Regions from separate parts of the Homo sapiens genome. Here region 1 is linked to region 2. The links are chromatin contacts, found by Hi-C or POLR2A ChIA-PET in ENCODE. All regions are on one chromosome and are shown on one strand. Each heading gives the region's core, a stretch centred on a gene start or an enhancer-like site at or near the end of the contact. The rest is flanking DNA. Distances are from core to core; before and after follow the strand shown.

The links. Hi-C counts contacts between places; a loop is a spot of excess contacts on that map. ChIA-PET counts read pairs that join two places held with the same protein, here RNA polymerase II (POLR2A). Pooled maps may share reads with other maps.
Region 1: a loop to region 2 is called in a pooled map, with 3 times the contacts of the local background. The contact joins two enhancer-like sites. A Hi-C loop is called at or near these places in 3 of 168 maps with a recorded cell type or tissue (PC-3, gastrocnemius medialis and heart right ventricle) and 8 of 50 pooled maps. POLR2A ChIA-PET finds 5 or more read pairs at or near these places in 5 of 52 experiments (IMR-90, T-cell, activated CD4-positive, alpha-beta T cell and 2 more).

Annotation. Positions count from the first base shown.
Region 1 is chr18:3,127,668-3,130,866 of GRCh38, forward strand. It overlaps MYOM1 (myomesin 1), which reads right to left. Exons shown (of 38, transcript NM_003803.4): 18 at 1,565-1,852. Among named protein-coding and RNA genes, the nearest start is that of MYOM1, 91 kb to the right of the region's middle. Within about 2 kb of position 1,809, at least 2 of the 41 ENCODE cell types and tissues checked have a DNase peak (open chromatin) inside an H3K27ac peak, as active enhancers do.
Region 2 is chr18:2,957,676-2,961,028 of GRCh38, forward strand. It overlaps LPIN2 (lipin 2), which reads right to left. Exons shown (of 20, transcript NM_001375808.2): 2 at 2,974-3,174. The coding sequence starts at 3,165. Among named protein-coding and RNA genes, the nearest start is that of LPIN2-AS2, 7.6 kb to the right of the region's middle. RefSeq lists enhancers at 299-458, 2,643-2,742. Within about 2 kb of position 1,481, at least 15 of the 41 ENCODE cell types and tissues checked have a DNase peak (open chromatin) inside an H3K27ac peak, as active enhancers do.

The sequences.
Region 1 (3,199 bases), core at 559-3,058, 170 kb after region 2:
TGTGAGACCTTACAACTACACAACTCTGTCTGCACACAAGAAAAAAATTTACTCTAGAGCTCAGCTAAATGACAGCTTTAGAAAACATTTTTAAAAAACAGACACAATCTGCTATGTGACTTTCTCTTAGTGTATAATACTTTTATCACATTATTTTTAATCTGATGTTGGAATATTTTTCATGTGGTACAATACTATACAGCTGTCACCATGTTTATCAGTGCTTAGCTAGAAAAATATCTGGAGGATATTTCAAAAGTCCTCCTTCATTTATGTGGCTTTGCTGATCAGCTTTTCACTCAACTACTGAAATTACAGTTTTCAATGAAGAGAGGGGGTGAAGTGGTGGAAAGAAATACATCTAGATATGCAATAACATCGAAGAGAATTTTCTGAATGTTTATTTGGATTATAGGAGATAAAGAAACTATCTCATTCTTACCCAAAAAGAGTATCAGAAGAATGAAGGCTTTTAAAATAAAATACATTTATCTCTTCTCCACTTACCAACCTCCTTTATTCCTCACATTTTAAAAAAGCTTTCTCTCTCTCCCTCTATTTCAGAGCATTGTTGAATATGTGCTCTCAAATGAATATCTCCTCTCGAGTTGAGGGACAAAGAAAGGTGTCATAAAACAGAGGAGGTTATAGAAGTTGGGGTGGGGTTAGAAAAAAGAACTGGATGAGAGGCATTTAAAAATTTATCAGCACATGTGCTTCAGTTCATTGTTGTTTGATAGGAAAAACAATGTCTCCTAGGATATATTAGCCACAGGTACCAAATATCCTAATCAGATCATTCTTAGCCTACTGATAAATCATCTTAAATAAATCACTTCTGGGAATGAGGATCATATATCATACAATATAGCTATATGTGATTATAATTTTAACTTTTAAACTTTTCATGGTAACTCAAAGATATATTTATAGCTGTTTTTTTCTTTTCTTTTTTCATTTCAAAAAGTAGTAGGTAAGTAGCTATTTAGATTATTATTATTTTAGAAATTTTTAATCTTTTTATATACTTTTTTCACTTAAAGTATTTAATTTTCCAGTGTTGATTTTTCTTGCAAACTATTTAAATTAAATGTGAATAATCGCTTAATAATCTGAGGATGAGCAAGAAGGTAACAACTATGACCCTGGTACGATGTCACCTTCTTTGTGAGATCTTTCTCCTCTACATGTTCCAAACATGACTATTTCAAAGGACCTCACACAGGCTAGCAGTACCAAGTCCTGCTCTCACATCGAATTCTCTTAGCAAAATCAGGCCAGAGGTGTATCTGCCTGACAAACCAAGAAAGGCTCTATAACCAAATTACTTGAAACATTCTAGCATCATTAAGCACCCAAAATGATGTGTACAAGCCAAACCCATAGACAATTACTTTTCCAAGTCATCAGATGAAAGTACACATTTCAGATGGCTAGCTGAAAACACATACAATAAGAATGGACATTGATGAAAGCAAACATGGATGAAGGATGTGATGTAGACGATGAGAGGTGAGGACAGTGATGGAGACGGATGGAACAGCTTCCCTTTCTCAACTCTCACCTCTGTCTGTCTTCTTTTTCAGGGGGTCAGACTTACTTTTCCCCTGAGGAGCCGCTTTCTGTGGTGGCGGGGTAAGCTCTTCCTGAACTGTTTCACTTACTTTACTCACTTCTGTTTGGCCCAGGTTTTGAGAGCTACTGGGTAGTGAAGGTTTGTTAGGTTTGCTGCCAAGCAAAGCATCTTTCTGGAAGGTTGGCGGGGAGGCTTCATGCACGCGCCCCCTGGAGGCGGTTAGTCCACCAGGCTCATCGCTCAGTGCGGGACACACATCTGGAGACACTCCTCCCCCTACAGTTGCCAGACAACAACAGAAACGCATTGAGCCCGGACAGAGTATCAGCTGCTCTTATAGGATAGAACAAAGAGAAAAACATTAGGACCACAAGCAGAACAAAAACAGTCTTGGCTTAAAGAAAATCGCTCACATTTGCAAGAAATATGGAAAGACTACATTTCACACAATATACGCCAAGGAACATTTCACCTTCCCCGTATTCTGGAAAAAGAAGAAATGAGAACAAAGAAGCCAAAGATAGAATAGGAACCATTTCGATTTGCAGAACCCAAAGGGCTTTTAGTATATATAAGGAAAAGCAAATCTTAGACACAAATATTGAGAGATGTAAGCCCTATTATTCAACAGAATGAAAAAAGGACTATAAAGTGCACAAGAGACATCATATTAAAGATCCTAATTTTATAACACCTCGAATTATGTGCAGTACTACAATAGTAATGGTCTGTACCTCTCAACCTCAAAGAGACATGTTTAGAATGGTTCACATTATAAGGAATCTTCCTTCCTTCGTTTTCTTTCTTCTTTTTTTTTTTTTTGGAGTCTCACTCTGTCCCCCAGGCTGGAGTGCACTGGCGCAATCTCGGCTCACTGCAACCTCCACCTTCTGGGTTCAAACAATTCTCGTGCCTCAGCCTCCTAAGTAGCTGGGATTATAGGCATGCACCACCATACCCGGCTAATTTTTGTATTTTCAGTAGAGACAGGGTTTAGCCATGTAGGCCAGGTTGATCTCAAACTCCTGACCTCAAGTGATCCACCCGCCTTAGCCTCCCAAAGTGCTGGGATTACAGGCGTGAGCCACTGTGCCCGATCCCTATGTTATAAGGAATATGAAAAAGCTATATGAGATGCTAACTGAAGACAATCAATATTAAATCAGCTTTTTAAAAAACATGCGTTACTATATAATAAATTTTATTTTATTTATTTATTTATTTCAGACACAGGATCTTGCTTTGTTGTCCAGGGTGGAGTGCAGTGGTGAGATCATAGTTCACTGCAGCCTTGAACTCTTGGACTCAAGTGATCCACGTGCCTCAGCCTTCTGAATAGCTGGGACTACAGACATGCACCACCATGCCTGGCTAATTTTTTTTATTGTTATTTTTAGAAATGGGATTTCACTATGTTGCCCAAGTTGGTCTCAAACTCCTGGACTCAAGCAATCTGCCTGCCTCTCCCTCCCAAAGTGCTGGGATTACAGGTGTAAGCCCCCGTGCTCAGCCCACAAATATTATTTGTATTGTTTCTAACCACCTGGGTCCCTTTTCTACTTTATCCAAGATTGGGAGGTACATCACATACACACATATAATTACTTTATTACTGGTTTTATT
Region 2 (3,353 bases), core at 231-2,730:
TGAGCCTGGAGGTATTGGTGGCCATTTTACATTAGAGAGAAAACAGAAGTGGAAGCAGAGAGCAGAGGTGGGGAAAGAAAAAGGGAATTCTGACAGCAAGCTTTTTTGCCTAAGCTAGTAGAGGGTAAATTTCTGTTATCAGCAATGAAAATAGTTTTAATACACTGGGTTATTTAACTTTGATAAATAATCTGACCAGGCGTGGTGGCTCACACCTGTAATCCCAGCACTTTGGGAGGCCAAGGCGGGTGGATTACCTGAGATCAGGTAATCCTAGCCAACATGGAGAAACCCCATCTCTACTAAAAACACAAAAAGCAGCCAGGCGTGGTAGCACGCGCCTATAATCCCAGCTACTCGGGAGGCTGAGGCAGGAGAAACGCTTGAATCAGGGAGGCGGAAGTTGCAGTGAGCAGAGATCGCCCCACTGCACTCCAGCTTGGGCGACAAAGCGAGACTCCATCTCAAAAAAAAAAAAAAAACAACAAAAAAAAAAAACAGAAAAAAGAAAAAAAAACTTTTATAAATAATCAAGTAATCAGCTTTTTCTGATATCAATAAATTTTAAAATATCAAGTACACATTTACCTTCTAAAAGTAAACTCCTAAGTTACTAAATTTACTGGGAGTACTGCTGTTCTACCAAACAATTACGTATCAATGGCAGTGGGAAAATTATTATACTACATCTCTCTAAACAGTGGTTTTAAGGTGGTCATGATTTCAAATTCACTTCATAGGTACACCCGTATTTGAAAATTTGGGGTCTTACTTTCACATCAATGGCCAGCTTTCCCTAACCCAAACTGACTTAAAATAAGACAAATAGTTAATGCAAATTGCCAGTGTATCTCAAAGTAGGCATGATTTCAGTTTTACTCTCACAGTTTTTCAGTTTTCTCACAGGAAAGCTGTTTTGGTAAATCAAATGGCCAAATTTCCTCCCAAACATATTCTTTGGGTTTCTGAGATACTAAGGGAGTAGGAGGAAAAAAATTCTCTTTTCCTGTGTCTCATGAGTACATTCCTATTAAAAATGCAACGTTTTGACAAGATAGTAACACAACGATTGTGTAGCTTTTGCACAGGAATTGTATTATTTCCTAAATTAGAGGCACACAGCAAGCAGGAAAAGGTGTTTTATCTACTTGGTCACCATTTACAGATGCATACATGCTTATAAATACATCTGCCTTCAGGTTCCATTTTGAAAGGCCAGACACTGATCCAATGTGATAAAAAACAATCTCAGCAAAAAAAAAAAATAATGATGATGATACCTTATCAGCAGTTTTACAATAGATCCATACACAACTAATGGGAAATTTCAGTTTGTTGCCAATTCCCCCAGAACAGGTCCAGTCTGAAAGTACTATTGGTGTTACCACAAAGAAAGAAAAAATTTCAGAGAACCTAAACTATGGCTAAATAACACTGTTTTGCAATGGAAAGTTTCTAAGTCCCTAAGTAAACTGCAACTGCTTTTGCTTTCTAAAGGGTGACTCTGAACAGAGGCCAGACCACACAAGCCCTGCTACCCTGAAATGTGGTTCTCCAGTGGAAACTGATTTTGTAATACCTAGAAATGAGATGTTTTTCCTGGAGGAAAAAAAGAAAAAGAATATCTAGTTTTGTGAAATCCATTTTCTTTCACTCTCAAAATAACATTTAAGTTTAATTAAATAGAGGGAAATTTCTATTTAAAGCTCAGCTATATAAAATAGCAAAAAGCTGAAAATAAATGTTTTCGACTTACACCAGTGGTCCTCTACCACATACTTTTAGGTCTGTGCCAGAAAATGGTGAGGCTCTTTTGTTGTGCTTTAAAATGTTGACAAAGCCTTTCTATGTTATTTAAGTAGATACTGCGAGGCAAGAATAGAAAGAGAAATCTGTGTACCTGCCAAGTGTTATTACTAGCTCTGTTTTCTAATTTGATTGACATCAGATATACTAGCAAAACTTCCAGCTGCTCCATAACCTGAAGAGGATAAGAAAAACCTACACAAATATCTTCTTCCTGAATGAATCTTCCCTAAAACAAACAAAAGTCAACCAGCCTATGGTCTGTTGGTTAGCATTTCAGTCAAATATGGGGACAAGTCCTGGTATCAACAACAGAATTTAGATTACAAAAGTTTTTACAGCTTTGTCAAAACAAACAAAATGTGGCATTAATTAATTTCCTTTAAAAAAAAAAATATGGCCAGGTGCGGTGGCTCTACACCTGTAATCCCAGAACTTTGGGAGGCCGAGGCCGAAGCCGGTGGATCACTTGAGGTCAGGAGTTCGAGACCAGCCTAGCCAACAAGGTGAAACCCCGTCTCTACTAAAAATACAAAAAATTAGGGGGGCATGGTTGCACGTGCCTGTAATCCCAGGCACTTGGGAGGCTGAGGCAGGAGAATCGCTTGAACCTGGGAGGCGGAGGTTGCAGTGAGCCAAGATCACACCGCTGTACTCCAGCCTGGACAGCAAAGCGAGACTCCGACTCAAAAATGTGTGTGTGTGTGTGTGTGTGTGTGTGTGTGTGTGTGTGTGTGTTCTTGATTATACCCACCTATTCCATTTACAATTAGTATGAAGGTATTAGCCTAAGTATTTAAAAATACTATATAAGGTAAAGGAAATTTTTCTTTTTCTAAATATGTCTAAGTTCCCCCATCTAGTTTCTGTTTTGCTTTTCTGAGTTGCAACATGTAAGATTATTATAATAATTTTCAGTTTCCCTTTCCCTTGAAGAGACTTCTGCAGTCGAGCTTTGTGGTTTTCAAAGTAACTTCAAAAGCAATACATAAAGGTTGACTTCTCGTAACATTGTCTCAACATCATTCAGGTTAAAAAAAAAAAAAGGCCTAGAAAACTCACAATAGCGATTTATTCATAGAGGATGACTTTTCTACTCCTTGAGGACACTCACTCACTTTCTCTTTGAATCTCAGGATGACTTTTCCTCTCCTTGAGGACACTCACCACTTTCTCTTTGGATCTCAGGACTCCCAGCTTTCCAAACCGAACGTGAAAAGGTGAACACTGATAGCTGCCATCCTGCTGCTGTACCACGATGACATCAATGCACCCAGAGAGGGTGGCCTGGTTAATGCCCTTGTAGAGTTCCTTCACAGTGACAATCACCTGCCCAGCCAGCTGTCCCACATAATTCATGGTTTGAGACTACAAGAAACAAAAATTAGATGAGATGTTAACACTAAATTTGTGATCTATTGACAAAGAAATAACAGTCGTAACAAAAATGACACTACTCACTTGTATGCCAGATTTCATATCATTAGCCTTATTAATTTTCAACCTAACAGTCTCATGCTACCATTGTTTCTACGCATTTCCACACA